Linked DNA regions of Homo sapiens: region 2 is linked to region 1. A link is an interaction called in ENCODE POLR2A ChIA-PET data of the cell type or tissue named here. Cell type or tissue: GM12878. All regions are shown on one strand. Links, peaks and the distances in the headings refer to the core of each region. The heading gives the core; the rest is flanking DNA.

Region 1 (9,089 bases), core at 466-8,465:
GGCGCCGTCCACACTCGGACCATGTGAATGGGCCCTGGCTGGGCAGTGCAGAGCCTGCATGGTGCTCCAGGTGACAGGTGGCCCAGCAGGGCGGGATGGATCTATCCTAAGGGTACCGTAGCACCCCCTTCCTTGTTATGCAGGTGTGGAAACTGAAGTCAGAGAGAAAGGGGACTTGCCAATGGTGTGAGCGTGAGTGGCAGAGGTGGGACCACAACCCACGTCTCCTGCCCTGCCAATTTCCACTGCGGGGAACAGAAGGGGCTCTGTCCCAGATGGAGTACTCGGCTGAGCCTCTGTTTCCTCCTCTAAATTGGAGCTAATTAAAATTGGCTCTTAGGCTGGGTGCAGGGTGAAGTCATCATGAGACAGGGAGATGAAGAAGCAGTATTCTCATGCTGACATCGTTTCTCTGTGAAGATCTTCTAACTTGGCATAAGCTATTTTGCTGGAATTTGGGATCTGAAAAACATCTTAATTCTTTTTTATTTTATTTTTTATTTTTTGAGATACTCACTGTCTCACACTGTATCTCTGGCTGGAGTGCAGTGGTGCAATCTTGGCTCACTGCAGCCTTGACCTTCCTGAGCCGAGGTGATCCTCCTGCATCAGCCTCCCTAGTAGCTGAGACTACAGGCAGGCACCACCATACCCAGCTAATTTTTGTACTTTTTGTAGAGTCAGGGTTTCACCACATAGCCCAGGCTGATCTCAAACTCCTGGGATCAAGTGATCTGCCTGCCTTGGCCTTCCAAAGTACTGGGATTACAGGCGTGAGCCACTGCATTGAGCCATCTTAAGCAATTTGTTTCTGTTTGTTTAAGACAGAGTCTCGCTCTGTTGCCCAGGCTGGAGTGCAGTGATGTGATCTCGGCTCACTGCAGCCTGAATTTCCTGGGCTCAAGTGATCCTCCCACCACAGTCTCCTGAGTAGCTGCCACCACAGGTGTGCCACAGTGCCTGGCTAAGTTTTTAATTGTTTTGTAGAGACCAGGTTTCGCCATCTTACCCAGGCTGGTCTCCGACTCCTGGGCTCGAGCAATCTGCCTGCCTCGGGCTCTCAAAGTGCTGGGATTACAAGCATGAGCTTCTGCACCTGGCCTTAAGCAATTCTTTTTTTTTTTTTTTTTTTTTTTTTTTTGAGACGGAGTTTCGCTTTTGTTGCTCAGGCTGGAGTGCAATGGTGCGATCTCAGCTCACCGCAACCTCTGCCTCCCGGGTTCAAGTGATTCTCCTGCCTCAGCCTCCCGAGTAGTGGGATTACAGGCATGCGCCACCATGCCCAGCTAATTTTGTATTTTTAGTAGAGACGGATTTCTCCATGTTGGCCAGACTGGTCTCGAACTCCCCACCTCAGGTGATCCGCGCGCCTTGGCCTCCCAAAATGCTAGGATTACAGGCCTGAGCCACTGCGCCTGGCCATTAAGCAATTCTTAATCAAAAAGCCTTATGATTCCAGTGTCAGCGATCCTAATAGGAACAGTGGAGATGCAAACAGCCAGTATCCAGTGCTACGTGACTTTCGGTTACGAGGAAGTGGGTCAAAGAGCAGCCTGATTAATTATAACGATATTTCTGTCCAGAATCTTTGTTAACACTATGAGGACAGCTTCAGTTCTTCTTAACCCTGTGAAGACAGCTTCACTGTTATTATTCCTATTTTACAGATAAGAAAACTGAGGCCCCAGAGACATTGAAAGACTTGCTCAGGTCACACAGCCCGTTATTAATGAGATTCAAAACCAGGTCTAGGGATGTTTTTAGCCACCAGGCCTTATAAGAAAGGAACTGTATCATTTCTATCAATAGATCCCAGCCAGGTGTGGTGGCTCATGCCTGTCATCCCAGCACTTTGGGAGGCCGAGGTGGGTGGATCATCTGAGGTCAGGAGTTTGAGACCAGCCTGGCCTACATGATGAAACCTCTTCTCTACTAAAAATACAAAAATTAGCTGGGTGTGGTGGCAGGAGCCTATAATCACAGCCACTTGGGAGGCTGAGGCAGGAGAATCTATTGAACCTGGGAGGTGGAAGTTGCAGTGAGCAGAGATCGTGCCACTGCACTCCAGCCTGGGTGACAAGAGCGAAACTCTGTCTCAAAAAAAAAAAAAGATCCCATTTCCCTTTGTTTAGCAAGGGTCTCCCGCTGTACACAAAGGCACTTCTCCTTTACTACATAAACAGTGAGTCATGAATCCAAGCAAATAATCTAGTGTCTGGGAACGTTATGTCATGCCTGTAATCCTAGCACTTTGTGAGGCCAAGGCAGGCAGATCACTTGAGCCCAGGAGTTCAAGATGAGCCATGGCAACATAGTGAGACACCGTCGCTACAAAAATTACAAAAATTAGCCAGGCATGGTGGTGCGTGCCTGTAGTCCTAGCTACTCAGGAGGCTGAGGTGGGAGGATCACCTGAGCCCAGGAAGTGGAGGTTGCAGTGAGCCAAGATCGCACTACTGCACCCCAGCCTGGGTGACAAGAGTGACAGCCTGGCTGACCCTGTATCAAATAATATATATATATATATATATATATTTTTTTTTTTTTTTGAAACAGGGTCTCCCTGTCTCCCAGGCTGCAGTACAGTGCTCCGAGCTCTGCTCACTGCTACCTCTGCCTCCCGGGTTCAAGCAATCCTCATGCCTCAGCCTCCTGAATAGTTGGGATTATAGTTGTGCACCACCATGCCCCCGTACCCAGCTAATTTTTGTATTTTTAGTAGAGACGAGTTTTCACCATGTTGGCCAGGCTGGTCTCGAACTCCTGGCCTAAAGCGTTCTGCCCCCTCTCAGCATCCCAAAGCGCTGGGATTACAGACATAAGCCATCAAGCCCAGCCCAATAATAATAAATAATAATCTGGTATCAAAATGCATCAAAACTCTGCCACCAACTTGCTGGACCTTGGTTTCATCACCTCCGTTATGAGAGGTTTTGTTTTTCCTGAGATAGAGTCTTGCTCTGTTACCCAGATTGGAGTGCAGTGGCTCAATCTTGGCTCACTGCAACCTCTGCCTCCTGGGTTCAAGCGATTCTCCTACCTCAGCCTCCTGAGTAGCTGGGATTATAGGCACATGCCACCACATCCAGTTAACTTTTTGTATTTTTAGTAGAGACAGGGTTTCACCATGTTGGCCAGGCTGGTCTCGAACTCCTGACCTCATGATCCGCCCGCCTCACCCTCCCAAAATGCTGGAATTACAGGCGTGAGCTGCCATGCCCGGACTGAGGGGCTTTAATATCACCATAGAGCATTCTTGCCAAAAATGGTTAACTAGAATCTAATTTGAGGAAAAAGACAAATTTAGAATATGGGACATTTTTAAGACAGCTGATCTGTCTCTGTAAAACAATCTTCAAGTCAAAGTCATGAAACACACCCAAAAGACATGACTGGATGGTGGGTGAAGGGAGAGCAGACCTCTAAAGAACAGTTTTGGAGATAACTGAGGAATTGTGACTGGACTGAGAGTAACGAATATTGTGTGATCTTCTTAATGTGCAAATAATAAGATAGATTGATGTCCTTGCTCTTAGGAGCGAAGTGTCATGATGTCCACAACCTACTCTCAAATGGCTCTGAAAAAATTAATACATAAACGTGAAAGTGAGAGGCTGGGCGTGGTGGCTCATGCCTGTCATCCCAGGACTCTGGGAGGCTAAGGTGGGTGGATCACTCGAGGCCAGGGGTTTGAGACCAGCCTGGCCAACATGGTGAAACCTTGTCTCTACTAAAAATTCCGAAATTAGCTGGGTGTGATGGCGGGCACCTGTAATCTCAGCTATGTGGGAGGTTGAGGAGGGAGAATCACTTGAACCCAGGAGGCGGAGATTGCAGTGAGCCGAGATCGTGCCACTGCACTCCAGCCTGGGTGACAGAGTGAGACCCTGTCTCAAAAAAAAAAAAAGCAATTTCACTTCTGGGTATACATCCAAAAGAATCGAAAACAGGAACATGAACAGATATTTGTGAACCCATATGCATAGCAACGTTATTTACAATGACCAAAAGGTAAAAGCAACCCGTGTCCATTGATGGATGAAAGGATAAACAAAATGTGTTGTGTGTATACAAATGAATACACACACACATACACACATGGAAACATTATTCAGCCTTACAAATTAAGGAAATTCTAACACATGCTACAAAAAAGAAAAAAAAAGAGAGAAAGAGAAAAACCAAATAGCAAACTGCTGACCATGGGCAATGTGGGTGGAGGGTGTACTGGTGTGTTCATGGTTCTATTCTTTTTTTTTTTTTTTTTTTTTGAGACGGAGTCTTGCTCTGTCGTCCAGGCTGGAGTGCAGTGGCGTGATCTCTGCTCACTGCAAGCTCCGCCTCCTGGGTTCATGCCATTCTCCTGCCTCAGCCTCCTGAGTAGCTGGGACTACAGGCGCCCGCCAACACGCCCGGCTAAATTTTTTTTTTTTTTTTTTTTTTTTTTTTGAGCCAGAGTCTCGCTCTGTCACCCAGGCTGGAGTGCAGTGGCGCAATCTTGGCTCACTGCAAGCTCTGCCTCCCGGGTTCACGCCATTCTCCTGCCTCAGCCTCCTGAGTAGCTGGGGCTACAGGTGCCCACCACCACACCTGGCTAATTTTTTGTATTTTTAGTAGAGACGGGGTTTCACCGTGTTAGCCAGGATGGTCTCCATCTCCTGACCTCGTGATCCGCCCGCCTCGGCCTCCCAAAGTGCTGGGATTACAGGCGTGAGCCACCGCGCCCGGCCTCATGGTGCTATTCTTTTCAGCTCATTGGTATGTCTGAAATTTTTTCAAAATAAAAAGGGAGAAAGAGAGAAGAGAGGAAAGAAGAGTTGGAATGAGCCCCTCTATTCAAAGCCAATCCCAGTCTTAGAGTCTGGGACCCTGTGCTAGTTGGCTTGGGCCGCCGTAACACAGTACCACAGACTAGGGGCTTGGATAATGGAAATTTATTTCTCACACTTTTGGAGACTGGAAGTCCGAGATCAAGGTGTTAGCAGGGTTGGTAATGAGAGCAAAGATCACCTGGTGGCCATCAAACAAACCATCCAGAGGCAGAACTCCTTATCTGAGGAATGGAGAAGTAATTAGACTTTCCTGTTATCTGAAGCCAGCCATCTGGTGCCAGGCTTCTTTCTTAAAAATGTATAAGTAATTAGAATTTCTCTACATCTCTGGAATGCATGCATATAGAAACTCATCATGCAACCCTTGCTGACATCAAGGCACTGAAATGTTTACAAATGTAATCATGTACCGTGACCTACGCGGCTAACATGGTCCAAATTACCCTTAAGTTCCCGCTTTAAGGTCCATAAATGGCTCTAAGGAAAATCTACCCTGGCACGCCCAGTCCTCTCGCTGAAGCGCCCCGCTGAACTCTGCTGCAGCGTTCTTTCTGTCTAATACAACTTCCCTTTTCAAACCTATACTGTTGTTGGTAAATTCCCCTTACTACCCATGAGCCAACCATTCTCTGCTGCCAGCACTCTAACACCTTGCCAAGCAGTTGGTTTCTTTAGAAGCCTCCCTCCCCAGCCTGCAGATGGCCACCTTCTCCCTGTGACCTCACAAGGCCTCCCTTCTGTACCTGTCTGTGTCCTAATCTTTTCTTATAAGAACACCAGTCATATTGGATTAGGGTTCACCCTAACAGCCCCATTTTAATTTAATTATCTCTTTAAAGGCCCTAATACGGGCGGGGTGTGGTGGTTCATGCCTGTAATCCCAACACTTTGGGAGGTCGAGGTGGGTAGATCACCTGAGGTCAGGAGTTTGAGACCAGCCTGGCCAACATGGTGAAACCCAGTCTTTCCTAAAAATACAAAAATCAGCGAGGCATGGTGGCGGGCGCCCGTAATCCCAGCTACTCGGGAGGTTGAGGCAGGAGAATCACTTGATACTCGGCGGCGGTTGCAGTGAGCCGAGATCACACCACTGCACTCCAGCCTGGGTGACAGAGCGAGACTCCATCTCAAAAAAGAATAAAATTAATAAATAAATGCCCTAATACAATCTCCAAATAGTCTGAGTTACTCCAGGTTAGGGTTTCAACATATGAATTTGAGGGGATTCAGTTATTCCCATAACAGCCTCTAAAGCCACCTTGAGCTTCATCCCTCCCCCATATTCCACAGGGGCACAGAGAGGGCTTTCCCAGCCAATTCCATTTCTCTTTCCTGCACAGGTCTGAGGCTGAGCTCTGGGCAGAAGGACCCTGCTACAGGCATCGGCTGGGAGGGAGAGAAAGGGAGAACCTGCCCTCAACCTTCTCCTCATCCATTCCTAGCCAACTCCCCCGACCACGCCCAGCTGCCCAGGGGCCCCGTCCTGCCAGCTCTCCTGCAAGGAGGCTTCTCCCTGCCCTGGTCTCCAAGGAACAGGCTTCTTCCTGGAGCCCAGGGTCCTTCCTGCCTTCCTTGGCAGGTGGGTCCCTGACCTCCTGCATTGTGGTCACTCCCAACCAAACACCTCCCGGGAGGCGGAAGTTGCAATGAGCCAAGATCAGGCCATTGCACTCCAGTGTGGGCAACAAGAGCAAAGCTCCATCTCAAAAAAAAAAAAAAAAAAAAAAAAAAAGTTGCCCTTTCGAATCCAAGGGCTGCTGTTTTTGCAAGTGGATGAAGGCTTTCCCTGAGTATTCCTCTTGCTTCCTCCCACCTCCTCCTGTAACTGAAGGATTGTCCTGTCCTCCTTAAGCATTCATTCTGCATGTTACCCCAGCAGGACCAGGAACCCCAAATACAAATTTTCCTCTATTCCTCTAATCACTTCCATGCCCTTCTCAAGATGCATCAAGACCCTCAAGGTCAGGCCGGGCACGGTGGCTCAAGCCTGGAATCCCAGCACTTTGGGAGGCTGAGGAGGGCGGATCACGAGGTCAGGAGATCAAGACCATCCTGGCTAACACAGTGAAACCTGGTCTCTACTAAAAACACAAAAAATTAGCCGGGCGTGGTCGCGGGCACCTGTAGTCCCAGCTACTCGGGAGGCTGAGGCAGGAGAATGGTGTGAACCCGGGAGGCGGAGCTTGCAGTCACCCAAGATCGCGCCACCGCACTCCAGCCTGGGCAACAGAGCGAAACCCCGTCACAAAAAAAAAAAAGAAAAAAGAAAAAAAGAAAAAAAAAGACCCTCAAGGTCATATTCAAAGGGAAGGAAGTCCAGCCCCCTTGAGGCAGCTGGCTGAAAAACAGGTTTCTCATATACTAAAAGAACTTGGGAAATGGGAATCAGAAATGGATAATCATTTTGTTGCTAGCATGCTCCAAGCTAGGGTCATTATAAGGTGATGGAGACAAGGACATAGGCTGGCCCAAGGCCACAGGCACAGGAGACAAAAATACCCGCAGGACAGAGATGAAGGCTGATCCCAGGCTAACAGATGACCATTAGAACACAGATGAAGGCCAGGTTAAACTGGTTTATTCTGGAACCCCAAGGATGAAGAGGGAGCCCCCGGTTCACTTCAGTATCTCCTCTGTTCTCAGTGGGTAATTATGATGAGATGGGGCCAAGGTTAAGGGTACACAGTAAGACTGGTTCATTCCGAAACCCTAAGGATGAATGAGGAACGCCCTGTTCAGGAAAGGATAACAGGAAAATAAGAGGATGCCTTCTTTTCTGTTTTTTTTTTCTGCTTTGTTCTCTCTTTGCAGGTGGGTAATCACGTCACCGTATGTCAGGACATGCCCCTGCATTCTCAAAAACTGGGAAGTTTGATCACCCAAATCTTGGAACAAAAAGCCACTTTTCCTTTTGAATACTGTTTGGCCTAAAAATGAACTGGGAGAAAATTACAAAAGTCAGCCTTTCTTTCTCCAAAAGAATCCAGTGCCTCTATGCAGGAAATCCTCAAATTAGCCTTCTCAGGTCTTTTATAATCAACAGCAGAATGAGGAGGACAGGGATAAAGAGACAGAGAAATGCAGGGAACAGAGAGAGGCTCAACTATTGGCTGTTTTATAAGCCCTCCAGCCCCACCCAGGTTGCCCTCAGAATCCCCTCCTAGGTAACTGCCATCAGCGCCAGAAGCCAGGCCACTGGCAGATAAACTGCCCCCATGGGATAAATGGGGAAAAGCCCCACATAGCTTGTTCCCTTTGCCACAAGCTCAGCCACTGGAAACGGGACTGCCCTGAGGGTCATAGGAACCCCCCCAGGACAGAATCCCAACCCCTGATGGCCATGAGCTGAAGGGGTTCTCTGCCCTGGCTGGCTTCCAAATCAGACATTGTCATTAACAGGACAAAGCCAAGGGTAACTTTGGAGGCGGCAAGTAAAATTATAAATTTCCCTCTTGAGTTCAAGAGCTGCCTACTCTGTGCTAATCTCCTTATCTGAGCAACTCTCTTCCAAATCCTGTTGGGTAATGGGGGAAAATGGCACCTTCTTTCTCCAAAAGAAAAAAATCTTTATATTACTTAAGGGACCAAGGAGTTTGAGACCAGCCTGGGCAACATAGTGAGACCCTGTCTCCATCAGAAACACAAAAAAATTAGCCAGGTGGACGTGGTGGCACAGGCCTGTGGTCCTAGCTACTTGGGAGGCTAGGGTGGGAGGATCGCTTGAGCCCGGGTGATGGAGGCTGCAGTGAGCCGAGATCGTGCCACTGCACTCCAGCCTGAGTGACAGAGTGAGACCCCATCGCAAAAAAAAAAAAAAATAAGTCAAGGATGATGATGATATAGACTCAGGGAATATCATTAAGTGAACGAGAAATTATCTTTATTCCCCACTTTTAACATGGGGAAACTGAGGCCCCAGGAAGACAACCAAGTATTGGCTGAATTGAGCTGAGGGAGATCTCAAATCACTCAATAGCGACCACCACCTTCCCAGGCAGCTATCGAAGTTCCCATAATGGGCAGATGGATCACCTGGGGTCAGGAGTTCGAGACCAGCCTGGCCAACATGATAAAACCCCATCTCTACTAAAAAAATACAAAAATTAGCCGGATGTGGTATAATTACAGCTGTAATCCCAGCTACTAGGGAGGATGAGGCAGGAAAATTGCTTGAACCTGGGAGACAGGTTGCAGTGAGCCGAAATCACGCCACTGCACTCCAGCCTGGGCGACAGAGCAAGACTCGTCAAAAAAAAA
Region 2 (9,089 bases), core at 450-8,449, 58 kb before region 1:
ATGAGACAGAGTCTCACTCTGTCGCCCAGGCGGGAGTGCAGTGGCGCGATCTCGGCTCACTGCAAGCTCCACCTCCCGGGTTCACGCCATTCTCCTGCCTCAGCCTCCCAAGTAGCTGGGACTACAGGCACCCGCCACCACACCTGGCTAATTTTTTGTATTTTTAGTAGAGACGGGGTTTCACCGTGTTAGCCAGGATGGTCTCGATCTCCTGACCTCATGAACCACCCACCTCGGCCTCCCAAAGTGCTGGGATTACAGGCGTGAGCCACTGCACCCGGCCTACTGGCTCTGTTTTATAGACAGATATCAAGAAACCCATTTTCCATTTCTGGCTGTCAGCTTACCCCTAAGCACTTGGAGTCCAAATCCTAGCTGATTGCCAACAGTAAGTTGCAAACAACAGAGATGGTAAATATGGGCAGTCCCTGGGGATGAGCCTCAGTGGTTGGGGTGGTGGGAGCTGGGTGTGAGGGGAGAAGAGCCCAGAGCCTGAAGACTGAGCCCTGGAGGGGAAAAGTGAAAAAGTCAGAGAGAGCTGTCTTTGAATCCACAAAAGCCAAGCCGGGGGAGCCACAGGAAGGAATCACAGAAGTGAGAGACCACTTCAGGCCCTTGGGGGCCAGTTGGGGAATGATGGGCTGGAAAGTGGACACTTAAGCGATGTTGAGGAGACACCAGGCTGGGAGGCGGGACACCTGGTTCCAGCTCTGGTTCTGCTCCTAACTATGTCACGGTCCCTCTCCATTGCCCATCTCCCCTATTGGCAACACAGAGGTGCTGTCATTCTCCCTCTGCTTCCCAGAGGATTGGTAAGGAACGACAGAGGTCATATATAGGGACAGGGAAGGGTTGATGCCAGAGGGAAGAAAGAAACTGATGGCGGGCCAGGCACGGTGGCTCACGCCTGTAATCCCAGCACGTTGGGAGGCCGAGGCGGGTGGATCACGAGGTCAAGAAATTGAGACCATCCTGGCCAACATGGTGAAACCCTGTCTCTACTAAAAATACAAAAATTAGCTGGACGTGGTGGCACACGCCTGTAGTCCCAGCAACTTGGGAGGCTGAGGCAGGAAAATTACTTGAACCTGGGAGGCGAAGGTTGCAGTGAGCCAAGATCACGCCGCTGCACTCTAGCCTGGTGACAGAGTGAGACTCAATCTCAAAAAAAAAAAAAAAACTGATGGGTGCTGGGGAGGACTGATAGAACTGAATGTGCAGGGCTCCAAGGGCATGGTGTGTGGTTACAGGAATAAGCAGTTCGGTTTCAGTATAAATAGCTATCCCCAGAGCCTTGCAAAGATGGAACTGGCTGCCTTGTTCAGTAGTGAGCTCCCCACCACTGGAGCTGTGAAGGCAGAAGCCGGGGTGGGGAGGGCGACTATAAAGAGGATTCCTGTGTTGGTTAGCAGACTAGACCAGGGTCAGTGAGCTTTTTCTATAAAGGGCCAGATAGTAAATACTTGTGGCTTCGTGAACCAGATGGTCTCTGCTGCAACTACCCAGTTCTGCCATTATAGCACAAAAGCAGCTACATAGGCCATAGGTAAATGAATGAGAATGACTGTGCATAAATAAAAATATTTATGGGCAATGAAATTTGAATTTCACGTAATTTTCACATATCATGAAATATTATTCTTCTTCAGCTTTTTTTTTTCCCAACTATTTAAAAATATAAAGACCATCTGTAGCTCGAGTACCATACAAAACAGACTGAATTTGGCATATGGGTTCATAGTTTGCTGACTTCTGAATCGGAGCAGCTGGCCAGAGGCAGAATGATGGAGCACACTGTTCCTCAAAGTGGGGTACCAGAGCACCCACACTGGGGATGCTTGAGGGTGCTTATCCCCACAGTGTGCCCATGTGAGCCCTAATATCTTGAAGCTTCTGTTTCCTGATCCGTAAGTACAGGACCCACATTAGATCCCCAAGTTTCTGTCTTGAGGATGACAGAGCTTTGTCTAGAAAGGGCTTTGTATCAGCTGTACACATATTAGTAGAGCCCAGGGTGAGCTTGAGTCAGACTGAATGGTCTGAGTCCTGGTTCAGTCCTCAACAGCTTTGTTACCAGGAGCAAGTTACTTAACCTCTCTGTTCTTCAATGTCCTCGTCTGTACAATGAGGATAATAATAGCACCTATCAGATAGGGCTGTCGTGTTGTTGTGCTATAAAGCACTTCCTGCCAGACAGGAAGTCTCTGTAATTATTAGCTGTTGTGATTTTTCACTGGTGTTATCATTCCTGGGACCCAGTCTAAGTTAGTAGCCAAGCTAAGTGCCAGCCCAAGATTCTGACTCCAGTGCAGCCTTTGTGATGGTCTTTGTGTCCCTGGCAAATGAGCGGTCACTGGCTGGGTGGCCACCACATTCACAGACAGGTCAGGTTTCAGGCTGTGGGGAGGAGCAGATTCTTACTTGGAAATTAAGGCCTTTGCCTTCCCCTATGGATAGAACTGGTGAATAGGTTTTATTCCCTTAGTGAGCTCAAAGAAATAAGAGTATAGTCCCAGACTTCCACTCTTCTGGTTTTAGAAAAAAAAAAACCCAAACCCTCAGTGTCTCCTAATTAGCTTGAGGCCATCACCCCATGAGAAGCAGGGGGATTCAGGACAGTTTAACTCTTTACTGCCTTACTAAGGAGATCTTGATCTAGGCCAGTGCCCTCCAAACTTCTGTCTTTCATGTAGCTCATTTGTGATTTGTGTCTACCCCCATGCCACCTTCATTATTATTTTCGTAGGGTTTTCTTTTCATTAGCTTATCTGTTAAAATTTGACCTCATCCTATATAATTATATCCATGAAATCATGGCTTTGATGTTCGTGTTTTTTTCCTATCCTGCATTAAAGTAAATAATGCAGGAGAGGAAAAATTTAATGTCCCTCTAAAAATGTCTTTAAGTTTGCCCATGAGCCCACCTGGCATGATCCCAGGTAGCTCATTTTGATCACTGGGACGTAAGCAGCCTGAAATGGGGTCACAGCTTAGTCTCCGCATCAGAAGAGCTGGGTTCAGGTGCCAGCTCCGCCCCTTCCCGGCTGTGTCCCCCAGGTCTCCTCCTCAAGGGACACGGGAAACTTAGAAGTTGATAGAGCACTGCAAAGTGCGGTGGAGAACCACTGTGCAAGCCCTGAGGAGGGGAACTGGGCCTCGCTCCTGCTGGGGAAGGTAGAGAAGGGAAGGACGGAGCCTGGAGTCTTCCCAGAAGGGAAGGACGGAGCCAGGGGAGAAGGGAGGGGGAGAGAAGAACCAGCCAGACCACAGGGGCTGAGACAGACAGAGAATTTAGGGACAGACAGAGGGGTCTACTGTTTGAACTTGTTTGTGTTGGTGCAGTATAAACCCTGTAGTGGTTAACTTTATGTGTCAACTTGGCTAGGCCAGGGGAGAAAGATAGTTGGTCAAACATTATTTTAGATGTTTCTGTGAACGTATGCCTTAGATGAGATTAACATTTAAATCACCAGACCCGCGTAAAGCGTATTGCCCTCAATAACATGGGTGGGCCTCGTCCAATCAGTTGAAGGCCTGAATAGGAAAAAGACTGACCTCCCCAGAACAAGAGGGAACTTGGCCAGCAGGCTCCCCTTGTCCTTGCACTTGGACAGCATCTGTTTCCTGGATCTCCAGCCTGCCAGCTCACCCTACAGATTTTCAACTTGCTAAGCCTTCACACCTGCATAAGCCAATTCCTTAAGCGCTCGCTCTTTCTCCTGTGTGTGTGTGTGTGTCTGTCTCTCTCTCTCTCTCTTTCTTTCTGCTAGTTCCTTTTCTCTTTTTTTTTTTTTTTCTTTTTTTTTTGAGACGGAGTCTCACTCTGTTTCCCAGGCTGGAGTGCAGTGGGGCAGTCTTGGCTCACTGTAACCTCCACCTCCCAGGTTTAAGCAATTCTCCTGCCTCAGCCTCCTGAGTAGCTGGGACTACAGGCGCGTGCCACCACACCTGGCTAATTTTTATATTTTTTGTAGAGGCAGAGTTTCACCATGTTGGCCAGGCTGGTCTTGAACTCCTGACCTCGTGATCCTCCCGCCTTGGCCTCTCAAAGTGCTAGGATTACGGGCATGAGCTACCACAGCCAGCCTAGTTCCTTTTCTCTAGAGATCCCTGACTAATACAAAGCCCACTCCACCCCTGACCATCCAGATTGTCAGCAATACCTTTTACACTCCCAAGTGGGGAGTGAAAACAAATGCCATCTGTACCTCAGCCAGCCACTTCAAGCCTCTGCCTTCACAGCCTCACTTCTTACCTGGGGAGTTTTAGAAAACCTTTCTTTATCTCACTGACATTTCCTTTTGTTAGGTACTATAGTTAGTTACATCGACTTTAACATTGTGGGTTGCGGAAGCAATACCCTCTGTAAGGTATTTTAGGGTTTCTCTTGTGGTTTATGGTTAAAAAAAATACAGGGGAGAGGCAGCCAGGGTTTTGAGGAAGGGTGGCTCAGCAAATTAGGAGATGGATGGAACTTTCCACGCTGGGTCTGGAAAGAGTTATTCCTTTGGAAAATAGTTTTCAAGACAAGTTTCTGGCTGAAAAAAAAATAGCTTCTGCATATTTGTGATTTAAAAATCTCTTATGGGGTGCTTGAAATTCTCAATCATGTTGTGGTTGATATGTTTGTAGAGGATAGCATTTATTTTGGTGCTTGAAATGTATACACTCCTCCTCACACATCCCTGGAAGGTGAGTGCTTTGGTCATCTTTATTCTGTAGAGGAGGAACTGAGGCACAGAGAGGCCGAGGAGTTACCCAGGCTCACACAGCTGGTAGGTGCTGGAGTCTGGGCAGGATTTGTCTGTGTCTGCATCCCATCCTCCCAACTTTTCCATCTCACCGATTCCCCCTTAGAACTGAAAGAGGCCAGGCGCAGTGGCTCACACCTGTAATCCCAGCACTTTGGGAGGCCAAGACAGGCAGATCGCCTGAGGTCAGGAGTTCAAGACCAGCCTGGCCAACATGGTAAAACCCCATCTTTACTAAAAATACAAACATTAGCTGGATGTGGTGGTGGGCGCCTGTAATCCCAGCTACCCTGGAGGCTGAGACAGGAGAATCGCTTGAACCGGTGAGGCGGAAGTTGCAGTGAGCCAAGATCGTGCCACAGCACTCCAGCCTGGGCAACAGAGTGAGACTCCATCTCAAAAAAAAAAAAAAAAAGAGAGAGAACTGAGAGACCTGCTGGGTTTCCCTTTGAGTGACAACATCTGTGTCCATCTAGAATGAATTCGTTCAGTAGTGGCTTCTTCTGTATTTCTGCCTAACCTTCTTGACCACATTGGTTTCATCCTCGTGCTTGCATTCTCACGGTAGGAAGCACAGGTGAAAGTACCAACTGTCTGTGTCTCTGTTACCAAGAAAGCAAAACCTTCCCCAGGAGCCGCCCAAGAGACACCCGCTTCCATCTCTGTGGCCAGAAGTCCCAGGGCTACTTCTGGCTGCAAGGGGGTCTAGAAAAGCTAAATGCTGTGAGCCCAGGGGGAGCATCTTCCACAACTATTGGAGTCAGCTCCACATGGTAGGGTTAATAAAAATTTCACATAGTCACTGAGTACAGTAATAGAAATACAGTATCTAGCAAGGACAGGTAAATGTGGCGTGTGGGTTCCCACACTGCATTTCCAGATGGACAGCATGGCTGGCCTATATCCAGAGGGGTCGGTCAGAATAGGGTGAAGGCTCTGGAGATCATTATCAGAGTGGAGTGGTCACAGGTCCTGAGGATGTTGGAGGACAGATTAAGGAGGGACGTGGTACTTTTTAAAAGTATTCAAAGGGTCACGGTGGCTCACGCCTGTAATCCCAGCACTTTGGGAGGCCAAGACGGGTGGATCACGAGGTCAAGAGATCGAGACCATCCTGGCCAATGTGGTGAAACCCTGTCTCTACTAAAAATACAAAAATTAGCTGGGCATGGTGGCACACGCCTGTAGTCCCAGCTACTCGGGAGGCCGAGTGAGGCAGGTGAACTTCAACCCAGTAGTTGGAGGTTGCAGTGAGCCGAGATCGTGCCACTGCACTCCAGCCTGGGCAACAGTGAGACTCTGTCTCAAAAAAAAAATGTATTCAGAGGATTGCAAGTTGGAAGAAGGATTAGGATTTCCACACAATAGCTAGTAAGGGATCAATGAGTGCCCAAGTGTGGAGGTGTTTCATTTACACTGTTATAAAGGTTTATTGTGCTGGTGAATACAGCCTCATCTTTCATTCAGTCATTCAGCAAACAGGTACTGCAGGTTTATCATGGCCCAGGTCCCATCTGGGGTAGACAGTTAGTCCATTTGTGAGCTATAACCGCCACCCTTAAAGAGCTCACAGACTCCTGGGAGAGAGAGATGTAGAAACAAAGAGATCGCCCAACAGAGTTATTTTAATCACTCCACTAAGCAGTGCTTAGAGTTGTGGTCTGTGGAAAATGCTACTGGCTGCTAGCTGGAAGGAATAGGCCCTGGCGGGGTGGGGGGTGTCAGGGCAGACTCCACCAGGAGACCTGACCTTTGATCTGGGCTTAGGAGCACGAGTTGAGGTGGGGAGGAGCACATTTCTTCCTGGAAGAAGGGCAGTGTGTTCAGAAGCACAGAAGCCTGAGGAGGGTGATGGGGTGGCTGCGGGCGATCAGCTGAGCTGGTGAGTGGGAGTGGGAGGAAGGACTGGGCCAGGTCTCAGTGCCGGCTCCCGAGGGCTTCAGTGGAGCCCGGTGCCTTCAGGTCCATGCCGTAGTTGTCCACCGCGGAGCAGTCCCGTGGGAAGGCCAGGGCAGCTGGACCTCACTCCTTAAAGAGGAATATTAATCACGAATACTTTGAGCTGCAGGTAACAGGAAACGCAACCAGCAGAGTCTGAAACCACCACAACAACGCACTTTGTTTACCTAGCAAGAAGCCTGAAGGTTGGCAGTTTCAGGGTGGGTTTGACAGCTCCACGATGTCTCAAAACAGCCAGACTCTTTCTTGTTCTGTCCTTAGCCTGGTGGCTAATCAGTGAAATACAGTGATTGTTGTTCTGGGAAGGCAGGGTAGGCAGGGGCAGTCAGCATCGAACTGAGCACCTAGGCAGTGCAGAGCCTCAGTCGGTCATTCCAAAAGTATGTAATGCCCCCCTCTGCTCTGTTGCACCAGAAGGTGGGCCCCAGAAGGTCTGCCCCAGGCAGGCAGAGGCAGTCTTCACAGGGACAGAGCAGAGTGGAGAGCACACAAGTTTGGAGCACGCAGGCCTGGCTTTGCATCTAGCAAGTCACAAACCTCTGCACATTGGCTGCCCCCACGACAGTTGGGGATGTGGGGAGGTGACACAAATGGAGGTCCTCCGAGCATCCTGCACAGGCTGACACTTCTTCACTGAATGATGGCTGTCATTGTTCTCCATGATGTTGTTATTGTCATGGTGCAGGATGAGGAGTGACACGGTCTACCCAGAAGGAGGCACCACTGAGGAGCCAACCCTGGGTGGGGCTTAGAAGATGAGGGGAGTTCGGCTGGGCACGGTGGCTCACGCCTGTAATCCCAGCACTTTGGGAGGCCGAGGCGGGTGGATCACAAGGTCAGGAGTTCAAGACCAGCCTGGCCAAGGTGGTGAAACCTCATCTCTACTAAAAATACAAAAAAAAATTAGGCGGGCGCCTGTAATCCCAGCTACTTTGGGGGCTGAGGCAGAGAATTGCTTAAACCCAGGAGACGGAAGTTGCAGTGAGCCGAGATCGCACCACTGTACTCCAGCCTGGGCGACAGAACAAGACTCCGTCTCAAAAAAAAAAAAAAAAGACAAGGGGAGTTCAGGAGTTCAGCTGACTCATTCCTCCTCTTCATCAGCACACCTGGCACTGTCTCAGCACCTGGTCTTTCCTGCCATGGAAACGACCTTTTGGAATTGTCAGTTGTGGCCTCCCACTGGACTGTAAACCACCACTGGGGCAGGACCTTGCTGGATTTGCTCACTGACGTCTCCCTGTAGCCTGGACAGGTGTTGAGAATGTTTGAGAAGCACATAGCATCGTGGTTATGAATATGGACTTGAGAACCAGACTTCTCTGGCTTTGAATCTGCTGTGCATCTCACAAACTGTGTGACTGCAGGCAAATTGCTGCCTTCTCCATGCCCCTGAGTTTATTCATCCTCTGTCTTAAAGGTTGTGGTGACGGGTGACTGAGGGTGTGACGTGCTTATTAGTCCCATGCCTGGTGCATGCTGAGTGCCAGATGAGCATGTGAACTGGATGAGCCTGACTGAATGAGGAATGGCATTGCAGACAGAAGCTCAGAGGCGTGAGAGGGCAAGCCACATAGAGGAAGGGGGTACAGCTGACTGTGGCTGACGCCAGCCCCTGGAGAGTTCAGGCTTTTGATCCTCAGGCAGTGAGGGTGATGGACAATGTTTAAACAGAGGAAGTTGTGCTTGGAGTTATGTTTGAGTAGAGCGTGGAGGTGACAGTGCAGGCCTGGGGAGGTGGCAGCTTGAGCCAGAGCTGTCTCAGTGATCATGAGACTGTTGGAATGTGCAGGATGGGAGCGAGCGGGCTCCAGGCTGCTTCCCAGAAGGCTGGTGTGGAAAGGGGTGATACTGGCCGGACACAGTGGGCAGTGGCTCACACCTGTAATCCCAGCACTTTGGGAGGCCAAGGCGGGTGGATCACTTGAGGTCAGGAGTTCGAGACCAGCCTGACCAACATGGTGAAGCCCCATCTCTACTAAAAATACAAAACTTAGCCAGGTGTGTTGGCAGGTACCTGTAATCCCAGCTACTCGGGAGGCTGAGGCAGGAGAATCGCTTAAACCCGGGAGGCAGAGGTTGCAGTGAGCCAAGATCGTGCCACTGTACTCCAACCTGGGTGACAGAACGAGACTGTCTCAAAAAAAAAAAAGAAAGAAAGGGGTGATACCATACCATGGCCCCCATCTCTGATCCTGCCCGTGGTGTGGCGTGTCTTTGGTGACTACTCATTCTTTCTCTTGGCCCAAGTCATAGTCATTGTAGCTCGGTTACTCATTGCTAGCCTTTCCTGATGTCATACTGACATTGTCTGGCTGCAAGGTCACAACATCCTGTGAGGCAGGCAGTCTTATCCTGATTTTACGGGTGCAAAAACAG

Evidence for each region. ChIA-PET counts read pairs that join two places held together with the same protein. Peaks named below come from ENCODE experiments on the same cell type or tissue, not always from the same donor. Only the 100,000 strongest peaks of a DNase experiment are listed, where the experiment ranks them.
Region 2: POLR2A ChIA-PET joins it to region 1 with 10 read pairs; 11 of 35 experiments call an interaction of 5 or more read pairs at or near these places.

The regions. Positions count from the first base shown.
Region 1 is chr22:35,362,237-35,371,325 of GRCh38, forward strand. No RefSeq gene overlaps it. Among named protein-coding and RNA genes, the nearest start is that of HMOX1, 14 kb to the right of the region's middle. In GM12878, for the core only: a CTCF peak has its summit at 5,535; a DNase peak (open chromatin) is centred at 5,455; H3K4me3 peaks cover 426 bases.
Region 2 is chr22:35,304,495-35,313,583 of GRCh38, forward strand. All of the region lies in intron 1 of TOM1 (target of myb1 membrane trafficking protein), which reads left to right. Among named protein-coding and RNA genes, the nearest start is that of TOM1, 9.1 kb to the left of the region's middle. RefSeq lists a silencer at 4,742-4,811 and an enhancer at 6,628-6,907. In GM12878, for the core only: no CTCF peak of the experiment used is centred there; DNase peaks (open chromatin) are centred at 4,297, 5,287, 6,892 and 8,227; H3K4me3 peaks cover 2,083 bases; H3K27ac peaks cover 5,824 bases.